Regions from separate parts of the Homo sapiens genome. Here region 1 is linked to region 2. A link is an interaction called in ENCODE POLR2A ChIA-PET data of the cell type or tissue named here. Cell type or tissue: GM12878. All regions are shown on one strand. Each heading gives the region's core, and the rest is flanking DNA. Links, peaks and the distances in the headings are about the cores only.

What was found. Peaks named below come from ENCODE experiments on the same cell type or tissue, not always from the same donor. Only the 100,000 strongest peaks of a DNase experiment are listed, where the experiment ranks them.
Region 1: POLR2A ChIA-PET joins it to region 2 with 8 read pairs; 3 of 35 experiments call an interaction of 5 or more read pairs at or near these places.

Annotation. Positions count from the first base shown.
Region 1 is chr5:139,544,769-139,550,133 of GRCh38, reverse strand. It overlaps a transcript of UBE2D2 not described here. Among named protein-coding and RNA genes, the nearest start is that of UBE2D2, 14 kb to the left of the region's middle. RefSeq lists an enhancer at 591-1,092. In GM12878, for the core only: no CTCF peak of the experiment used is centred there; a DNase peak (open chromatin) is centred at 2,783.
Region 2 is chr5:139,744,282-139,749,646 of GRCh38, reverse strand. PSD2-AS1 (PSD2 antisense RNA 1) reads left to right here and starts at 3,424. Exons shown (of 3, transcript NR_105053.2): 1 at 3,424-3,453; 2 at 4,388-4,477. It also overlaps a transcript of PSD2 not described here. RefSeq lists enhancers at 314-961, 1,659-1,768, 2,907-3,554 and silencers at 1,359-1,408, 5,078-5,365. In GM12878, for the core only: no CTCF peak of the experiment used is centred there; DNase peaks (open chromatin) are centred at 2,176 and 4,372; H3K4me3 peaks cover 1,232 bases; H3K27ac peaks cover 616 bases.

The DNA of each region.
Region 1 (5,365 bases), core at 241-5,240, 200 kb after region 2:
GTATTTACAATCCTTTAGCTAGACATAAAGGTTCTCCAAGTCCCCACTAGATTAGACACAGAGCACTGATTGGTGCATTTACAAACCTTGAGCTAGACACAGGGTGCTGATTAGTGTGTTTACAAACCTTGAGCTAGACACAGAGTGCTAATTGGTGTATTTACAATCCTTTAGCTAGACATAAAGTTTCTCCAAGTCCCCACCAGATTAGCTAGATAGAGTGCTGATTGCTGCATCCATGAACCCTGAGCTAGACACAGAGTGCTGATTGGCGCATGTACACTCCTCCAGCTAGACATAAAAGTTCTCCAAGTCCCCACCCAACTCAGGAGCCCAGCTGGCTTCGCCTAGTGGATCCTGTGCTGGGCCGGGGCGGAGTTGCCCGCTAGTCCCGCTCTGCGCAGCTGCACTCCTCAGCCCTTGGGCGGTCGATGGGATGGGGCGCCGCGGAGCAGGGGGTGGCGCCCCGTCGGGGAGTCTCCAGCCCCGCGAGCTCACGGTGTAGGGGGAGGGTGTTCAGGCATGGCGGGCTGCAGATCCCTAGCCCTGCCCTGCGGGCAGGTGCTGAGGCCCGGCAAGAATTTGAGCGCAGAGCAGGTGGGCCTGCAGTGCTGGGGGACCCAGTGCACCCTCCACAGCGGCTGGCCAGGGTGCTAAGCCCCTCACTTCCTGGGCCCACGGCGCCAGCCGGCCGCTCGGAGTGCGGGGCCGCCAAGACCCCGCGCACCCGGAACTCGCGCTGGCCCTCGAGTGCCATGCGCGCAGCCCCAGTTCCTGCCTGGGCCTCTCCCTCCACACCTCCCCGCAAGCAGAGGGAGCTGGCTCCGGCCTCAGCTAGCCCAGAGAGGGGCTCCCGCAGTGCAGCGGCGGGCTGAAGGGCTCCTCAAGCGCAGCCAGAGTGGACGCCGAGGCCGAGGAGGCGCCCAGAATGAGTGAGGGCTGCTAGCACGTTGTCACCTCTCAGTGGTTTAGAACCAGGGCTTTTAAGACCGGGCACAGTGGCTCACACCTGTAACCTAGCACTTTGGGAGGCAGAGGCAGGCAGATCATGATGTCAGGAGTTCGAAACCTGCCTGACCAACATGGCAAAACCCCGTCTCTACTAAAAATACAAAAAATTAGCTGGGCATGGTGGCACGCGCCTGTAATCCCAGCTACTCAGGAGGCTGAGGCAGGAGAATCGCTTGAACCCGGGAGACGGAGGTTGCAGTGAGCTGAGATCGCACCACTGCACTCCAGCCTGGGCAAAAGAGTGAGACTCCATCTAAAAAAAAAAGAAAAAAAAAAGAACCAGGGCTTTGAAGTCAGTGGGTTCAAGCCCTACTCTGCTATTTATTAGGCCATACTGTGAAGTTTGGACAAGTTACTTGACTTCTTGAAACCTGGTTTTTCTCATTAGTAAAATGGAGATAATGTTAGCATATTCATAGATTGTGAGGTTAAATAACAAGTGGTGTGTATAAAGTTCGTGGTGTGAAGGAAATGCTCGATAAATATTGATAATGACGATAATGATGATGATGATGATTTTTGTGAGAAAAGAGGGATTATAAAAGACTGCTCCTAGCCAACCTTTTGCCCATGAGGGAAATCTACAAGCTCAGTCCTTGTGAAGCTGGGGTTTTGGGTTCCCAGAGGCCTCAACCACTCCTTTTCCTGTGATCTTGTGGCTGGGATGACAGTGCATCAGCAGAGGATGGATCGTTTCCTGCAGGCTCAGCCCACACTCCGTGTAGCAATCTTGGGGGATTTCTGTCTGGAAAACAGTCTGGCGGTTCAATCCACAGACAGTCCCCCAACCTTCCTCTATATCTTATAGAGGAGGTGGGAAAACGAGGAACACTTGAATGAGAGGCCGTGCATATATGAGTTGCCTACAAAATCTGTCATTTTTGGAGGTATTATTTGAAGGGAACGTTTATTTATTTATTTATTTATTTTTTTTTTTTATTTTTTTTTTTTTTTTTTTTGAGACGGAGTCTCGCTCTGTCGCCCAGGCTGGAATGCAGTGGTGCAATTGTAGCTCACTGCAACCTTGATCTCCTGGGCTCAAACCATCCGCCTGCTTCAGCCTCCTAAAGTGCTAGGATTACAGGCGTGAGCCACCACACCCAGCCATTAAATTTATAATGAAACTTTGGCCAGGCTCGGTGGCTCACGCCTGTAATCCCAACGCTTTGGGAGGCTGAGGCTGGCAGATCACCTGAGGTGGGGAGTTCGAGACCAGCCTGGCCAGCATGGTGAAACACTGTCTTTACTAAAAATACAAAAATTAGCTGGGCGTGGTGGCAGGCGCCTGTAATCCCAGCTACTCAGGAGGCTGAGGCAGGAGAATCACTTGAACCTGAGAGGCAGAGGTTGCAGTGAGCCAAGATCACACCATTGCACTCCAGCCTGGGCAACAGAGCGAGACTCCGTCTCAAAAAAAATAAAAAAATAAATAAAATAAAATTAGCCGGGTGTGGTGGCAGGCACCTGTAATTCCAGCTTCTAGCTACTCGGAAGGCTGAGGTAGAGAACTGCTTGAACCCAGGAGGTGGTGGTTGCAGTGAGCCGAGATCATGTCACTGCACTCCAGCCTGGGTGACAGGCAAGACTCCATCTCAAGAACAAAAAAAAAAGCCAGGCATGGTGGCCCACGCATGTAATCCCAGCACTTTGGGAGGTTGAGCTGGGTGGATCACGAGGTCAAGAGATTGAGACCATCCTGGCCAATATGGTGAAACCGCGTCTCTACTAAAAATACATGGCATTTTCTGTTCTTGTCTTTACAAATTACCCCCTGACTCATGATAGATACATGACTTGGCCACATCCTTTGCTGTGTGAGCCACTTTTTTTTTGAGACGGAGTCTCGCTCTGTCACCCAGGCTGGAGTGCAGTGGTGCGATCTCAGCTCACTGCAAGCTCCGCCTCCCAGGTTCACGCCATTCTCCTGCCTCAGCCTCCCGTGTAGCTGGGACTACAGGCGCCCGCCACTACGCCTGTCTAATTTTTTTGTATTTTTAGTAGAGACGGGATTTCACCGTGTTAGCCAGGATGGTCTTGATCTCCTGACCTCGTGATCCGCCCGTATCAGCCTCCCAAAATGCTGGGATTACAGGCGTGAGCCACCTTGCCCGGCCGGCAGGAGAATCTCTTGAAGCCGGGAGAAGGAGGTTGCAGTGAGCCAAGATGACGCCATTGCACTCCAGCCTGGGTCACAAGAGCAAAACTCTGTCAAAAAAAAAGAAAGAAAGAAAAGAAAGAAAGAAGGAAAGAAAGGAAGGAAGGAAGGAAGGAAGGAAGGAAGGAAGGAAGGAAGGAAGGAAGGAAGAAAGAAAGAAGAAAGAAAGAAAGAAAATTTAAGGCCAGGCACGGTGGCTCACGCCTGTAATTCCAGCACTTTGGGAGGCTAAGGCAGGTGGATCACTTGAGGTCAAGATTTCGAGACCAGTCTGGCAAACATGGTGAAACTCCATCTCTACTTTAAAAAATACAAAAATTAGCTGGGCGTGGTGGTGCATGCCTGTAATCCCAGCTACACATGGGGCTGAGGGAGAATAATCACATGAACCTGGGAAGTGGCGGTTACAGTGAGCTGAGATCTCACCACTGTACTCCAGGCTGGGTGACAGAGCAAGACTCTGTTTCAAACAAAAGAAAATTTAGGCCAGGCACAGTCGGCTCACGCCAGTAATCCCAGCACTTTGGGAGGCCGAGGCAAGTGGTTCATGAGGTCAGGAGTTCAAGACCAGCCTGGCCAATATGGTGAAACTCTGTCTCTACTGAAAATGCAAAAATTAGCCAGGCAGCCAGGCTCAGTGGCTCATGCCTGTAATCCCAGCACTTTGGGAAGCCAAGGAGGGCGGATCATGAGGTCAGGAGTTCAAGACCAGCCTGGCCAACATGGTGAATCCTCGTCTCTACTACAAATACAAAAATTAGACGGGCATGGTGGTGGGCAGCTGTAATCCCAGCTACTTGGGAGGTTGAGGCAGGAGAATCGCTTGAAGCCAGGAAAAGGAGGTTGCAGTGAGCCAAGATCACGCCATTGCACTCCAGCCTGGGTCACAAGAGCAGAACTGTCTCAAAAGAAAAAAATAAAAAGAAAGAAATAGAATTTAAGGCCAGGCACGGTGACTCATGCCTGTAATCCCAGCACTTTGGGAGGCTGAGGCGGGTGGATCACTTGAGGTCAGGAGTTCGAGACCAGCCTGGCCAACATGGTGAAACCCCATCTCTACTTAAAAAAATACAAAAATTAGCTGGGCATGGTGGTACATGCCTGTAATCCCAGCTACACAGGGGGCTGAGGCAGAATAGTCACTTGAACCTGGGAGATGGAGGTTACAGTGAGCAGAGATCACACCACTGTACTGCAGCCTGGGCGACAGAGCAAGACTCTGTTTCCAAAAAAAAAAAAATGTAGGCTGGGCTCAGTGTTTCACGCCAGTAATCCCAGACCTTTGGGAGGTCGAGGCGAGTGGATCAGGAGGTCAGGAGTTCAAGACCAGCCTGGCCAAGATGGTGAAACTCTGTCTCTACTAAAAATACAAAAATTAGCTGGGCATGGTGGGTGGTGCCTATAATCCCAGCTACTCGGGAGGCTGAGGCAGAGAACTACTTGAACCCGGGAGGCGGAAGTTGCAGTGAGCCTAGATCATGCCATTGTGCTCCAGCCTGGGCAACAGAGCGAGACTCCACCACAAAAAAAAATTAAAAAAAAAAAAGAAAATTTAAAATCTGGTAACACGCAATAGTAAAAAAAAAAAAATAGAAGACAAAGCTGAGAGCAGTGGCATATGCTTATAGTCTCAGCTACTCTAGAGGCCGAGGCAGGAGGATACCTTGAGTCCAGGAATTCAAGTCCGGCCTGTGCAACATAGAGATCCCTATCATATCTAAAAATAATAAAATTGAAGACAATCTATCCATCAATTGGGAAAAGTTAATTAGATTACCATAATTAATACTATGGAATACTATTCCACCATAAAAAGCGTGAGTTAGATCGAGTTAGATCTGTATGTCCCTATGGAAGAACTACCACAGCATTGTTGAGTTAAGAAAGCAGGCCAGGTGCAGTGGCTCACGCCTGAAATCCCAGCACTTTGGAAGGCCGAGGCGGGTGGATCACGAGGTCAAAAGATCGAGACCATCCTGGCCACCATGGTGAAACCCCATCTCTACTAAAAGTACAAAAAAAAATTAGCCGGGCGTGGTGATGCACACCTGTAGTCCCAGCTACTTGGGAGGCTGAGGCAGGAGAATCGCTTGAACCTGGGAGGCAGAGGTTGCAGTGAGCCGAGATCGCGCCACTGCACTCCAGCCTGGCAAAAGAGCAAGACTGTCTAAAAAAAGAAAAAAAAAAGCAAACTACAGT
Region 2 (5,365 bases), core at 291-5,290:
GGGGACAACTGCAGAAAGGATACCGTAGATGACCAGCATCTTCATCCCTGAGGAAAGGAATCCAAGCTTCACTCTTGGTACGCCTCAGTTTCCCCATTATTTAAATGGAGACATTACTTTCCACACAGGATTCTGGGGAGGATCCATGGTGAGATGATGTTTTGGCACAGGGCCAGCACATCCTAGCTGCTCAGAATGGGGCAGTGGCTGCTGCTGTTGCTACTATTACTGCTTTGTTTAAAACATAGCTGCTTCCACCAAAGCTGCCATCCAGCTGAGAAGATCAGGACAACACACCCAAATCAGTCAGAGAAAATGCAATCAGACACTGGAACTCTGGGAGAGAAGGATCCTGGAGGGCTGGGCAGTCAGGAAGAAGTTCTCAGAGGAAGTAACCTGGGGCTGAACTTCAGAGATGGGAGAGTGAAGCCAGCCAGAGTGGTGGGTAGAGGGCATGCTAGGGGGGAACCGACTGAGCAAAGCCCTGGAACAGGAGGGTGCCCTACAGGTCAGGTGGGCCTGAGTGTGTAAGAAGCAGAGAAGCCAGCTGGGGTCGGTTGGGTGCTCCAGGGGGCCTGACTTACCCTGGGGAGACGAAGGGGGAGACTGGATGCTAACTGCCACCTTTAAGGAAGGACTGTCTGCCCTGAGGCCCATCCCACCTGCACTCCATCCCAACAGAAGTCCCGAGGATCCGCAGGGGGCCACTGACACCCACCCCTATGTATTCACCCCCCCCAACATACCCCAGGGCTCCTAGAAATCAGGTGACTGCTCCCTTCTCTCTTTATTTATTCTCTGTTTTTTCCCTTTTCAGGAGACGATAATTATTCAGATCATCGCGGTGATTTACTCGGCAATCAGAGCCGCTCGATGCGGTGGCCGCGGAGCCGAGACAGACGAGCATTGCCTAGGAGGACGGGCCGGGGGCTCAGCGCCCCTCCCTCCCACCTGCCCGGCCTTTGTTCTCTTCGAGGTCTGCACCCGCGCTGCCTGGCGGGCAGTGGAGGCGCCCACCCGCGCGGACATGGCAGCAAGCTCGGGGTCTTGGGAATGAGTGTGCACATGAGTTCGCCCGGGGGAGGGGAGTTTGGGGGCTCGTGTGTTGCTGGGTGCTGGCTTGAAAATGATGGAGTACCTGTGTGCATGTTTGGGGGTGGTAGTGGTGGTGGTTGGGAGTGTACTAATGCACGAGCATTGCGGTCAGGTGTGTAATTGGAATGTGTGCACCTGTGTGATTACCGGGGGCCTAGGGTACATCTGTCTCCACAGGCTTGTTCAGAAGTGCAATGGGCAGGTGCCCAAATATGTGTATTTTAGGCACATAGCGGGGAGGAGAAGAGAGTTGGGGCTCTTGTGCTGAAGCTGTCTGAGGTGATCATGGAATCATGGATGTGGCAGGGCTGGGTTCTAGCTCAGCCTCTCGAACCGTGTCTGGCTGGGTAGGTGGGGTGGGGGCGGGGGAGTGTGAATCAGCTCAGATCCAAATGCCGAGTTTTCCTGGGTCAGTGCTGGGGCCCCGGGGGTCACGTGAATACAGATGTGGCTCGGTTCACAGGCTGTGTTCACACGTGTCCGCAGACCTTCGCCCCCTCCCGCCCGCGGGCTGGCGCAGTGACGGTGACCTCATTACCGCCTCCGCAAAGGCCCCTTGAAATCCCTGCGCCGTCGCATTTGGCTGCTCAAAGTGATGGGAACGGCCTGAGCTTCCTGATCAATCGCTTAAAATTCAGGGTCGGCTCGCTCGCGGGAGAGGGCTGCCTGCCAGCCCCGCGCACCGCGCTCTGCCGCCTCCCCCTACACCCCCTCCTTGCTTTGGCGGGGCGATGCTGTCGTATTGGAAAACATCCCCGCGCTGGCTGGGGGGCCCGGTGGGGCCAGCGCTGGAAGCCGTTCCACTCGAGCAGATGGCTGTGAAACTTTGGCGGCGAGATAAATTGGGTCTGACGGCGTGAGGCCGGCTCACAGATGGGCGGGATTCTCACGCCGGCCCCCACGTCCGGCCGGGCTGCGGGCAGGGCCGACACCGCTCAGAGCCCCCTTTGGGCACCCGCCTCGCCAGCACAAGCCTTCAGGAGGCCACCCATCCGGCAACAGCCTTCCTCAGCCGAAGGCGCCCTCCACCACATTCCTTCCGGCCCCAGATCTCCCCAGAGACGAGCCCAGAGGGAGGGACAGCCCCCAGCCCCCGCCCGGTCACCTCCGCCAAGCTGGCAGCTGGGCTTTCCCCCTCCTCTGCCATCCGCAGAGGCCTGAAGCGTGAAGGTTAACAGCTGGGGGGGAGGCTGCGTCTCCCTCTCTCACCCCCGCTCTGCTGCAGCCCCGCCCACCTGCCAGCCCAGGGGATGTCGTAAACAGGGCTGTGAGGTGTGTGTGTGTGCGGGGGGTTGGGGGTAACTGAAGGGGGGGAGACAAGAGAGAGTCAGACAGACAAAGAGAGGAACGAAAATGAGCAAGAGGCGAGCGGAGACCTGAGCAGAGACTGAGGGACAGAGACAGCTAGAGACAGAGACAGGCAGAGAAAGAAATGGAGATGGAGATGTGGAGATAGACACGGAGACACCCAGAGAGAGAAGGGAGGGAGGAGGAACCTCAGAGCCAGAGAGGAGACACACAATGAAAGTGGGAGGAGGGCGAAGGACCGGGCGAGGGGACAGGATACTGGCAGAAATGCAGGCTGCCTCGAGCTGCGGACGACCGTGGAGGGTGGGGACGAGCCGAGGTTGGGAGCAGGGTGCGACCCTGGGCTACCCTCACTCCTGCACCCACCACCAGGGCTGGGAGCCAGAGCGAGGGAGCGTCGCTGCCCCTGGGTGCGCCCTCCATCGCTACGCCACTTGCCCGCCTCGGCTTCCCCGGGAGCGCTAGATGAAGGGAATGGCGGGGTTGGGGAGCCGTGGGGGTCAGGGGGTGCTGCGCGGCCATCACACTGCCGCAAAGCCAGCCTGTCTAGCAGCCTCCCTCGCGCATCAGTCCAGCGGGCAGATATCGATCCCGCCCAGCCAAGCTCTATACTCGCGGCCTGCAGCCCGTTCTGTGGCGGTCCTACAAAGAAGCGGGGGTGCCTCACTTCTCGGGCCTCCCCCGCGGGGGATTCTGTACCAGAATAACACCCCCGGGGCCAGGGTCAGGGCGGCACACTCGCCCCCGCCTGTCCCAGCGCGATCCCATTCGGCGGGCCCAGGTAGCCTGCGGCAGGGAGAAGGCTCGGGTGACCCCCCAGCCCCGCCTTCTGCAGGGCGCGCGAGGCCAGAGGAAAAAATCTTCGCTGAGTTGATGAAGTTGAAGTTTCGTTCAGGGCGTGAAGGAGACAGCCAATCAGCGGGCCGTTATTTACATGGGCTCTCTGATTGGCTCTCACGGTGCCTCTTTAGAATGTTACTTTGAGACCTTCACAGAACGAAAAGCCCCCCGCTGGGGGTGGGGGAAGGCTCAGAAGCTCCAAGGTTTCATGTAGGGCTCCCCAGGCCAAGCTTTGAGGGAAGATGGGGAGCTTAGATATAGTTTTGTCCAGCTTTCACGATACAAATGACCAACTTGAGTCTGGAGAGACAGAGAGGTGGAGCTTGGCCTGGATCCAGGAGATGAGTTCGGCCTAGCGCTCTGCAGTGGGCCCACCACCCCTGATACCTAGACGTGTGGTCACCTTGGCGGTGGGGAGGAGGGGCTTGGTCCTGGCAACCCCTCTCATCCAATAGCAAGAGAGGGGCTGATTCAATGGTTTGAGGGGGCAGGAGCAGGTAAACCTGGCGGTGTCGGTCTTGTTTGTGACCGGACAGTGTGGGTGGTACCATCATGTTGGAAACCCCGCAAATAATGCAGCCCCAGAGGCAGGCCAGGCTGACCCTGAGGTCATGTTTCACTTGACAGCCTGGGCAGGCACACGTGAACACAGGAGACCCCCAGGCGGGGGCCTCGGGGCCTCAAGAAGTGGGTTTGCTCTGAAGGGAGTGGCACTGGGCAACCCGCAGCAGCTCCGCACTGCCCCGCACCCGCACTACCGCATCCAGCAGACACTGAGTCACTCTTGGGGACGGGGGCGAAGTCAGGACATTGGCAGCTAGGAGCAGAGAAGTTCTCTCAGAAGGCCTCCACCCTGCCTTCCCCACTGCGTCGGCCCCGCCCACCCATGCTGGGAAAAGGGCCCCCTGGGGTTGCCATTCGCAAATCCTGCCCAGTCTCCTGGCCCACACTCCTCCCCAGGCGACTCAGCATAGATGACTCAGGACTTGGAGTGGGGCTGTTAATGGGCAAATGTGGTGGTAGGGGGGCCTGAGTGTGTGGCCGAGGCTGGAAAGTCCCTCCACCATCTGCCTGTGGCAAATTGAGGGACAGGTAGGAGAATTCACTCTAGTGGGGTTCTAACCCTGCCCCAATTCTTTCACAGTGACACAGCCTGGAGACCCAGCTCTGTCACTCAACTCTACATAGCCTTCACCCAGAGCCTGACAGTGTATATGAACAAGAGGCTGTGCCTGTGAGTACTTGCGTGCCAGCAGCTGGCCTTGTGACATGCCCCTGTGGGACCTTGGGCTGCAGCATCAAGTGCTAGGGCAAACACCTTGTTTGCAGAAGACCCAAGGACCCCACAGCCAGTGCCAGGACAGCTAAGAGACTCCACCACCTGCCACCCCCCAGAACTTACCCTGCTAATGAACCAAACTTGCTGTGTGACTTTGAGTGCAGCTCGCACATCTCTGGGCCTCAAACTTCTCTGTAAAACCATGCCCTCCTGAATGTACCATTCCCAGTGGTGGCAGCTGCAGAGAAATCACAATAGCAGGGGCAGGGTCCAAGAAGGGCCTGAGAAGCTGGTTCAGCCTGTGGTCTGGGAGCCAAGTGGGGCAGGGACAAGATTGCCAAGTCCCACGGTTCTCACCAATTCTCATAATCTCATCTCTCCTCTTGTCTTCCTGCCCGCCTCATAAATAGCAGGAGGCTGGGCTGGGTCTGGGGCAGGAGCGGGGAGCTGCATGTGTGCATTTGTGTGTGTGTGTGTACACACACATGGGGAGGGTGTGAGAGCCTTCCCCCCACCCCCGCCGCTGCCACCATCGTGCTCTGAGAAGCTGAGATAATCCCTCGCCATCTGTCTTGTGTTGCTAACCCACTCAGCCGGACAGCTGCCCGGGCCACAGCTCTACAGGCGAGCAGGCGGGGGAATGAGGGGCATGGGGGGAGCTAGCCAACTCTGAGGACCAGGCAGCAGGGACACTCAGTCCTCCCATCCCAGAATACCCCTGCTCTAGAAAGGGAAAGTAAAGTCAGAGAGGGGACAGGCAGGACTTCCCCCATTCCTGCTTCTGAACCTGGGAAGGATTGGAGGAGTGGAGACCATTCCCTGGTCTGGGAGTTGGAGGCCGAG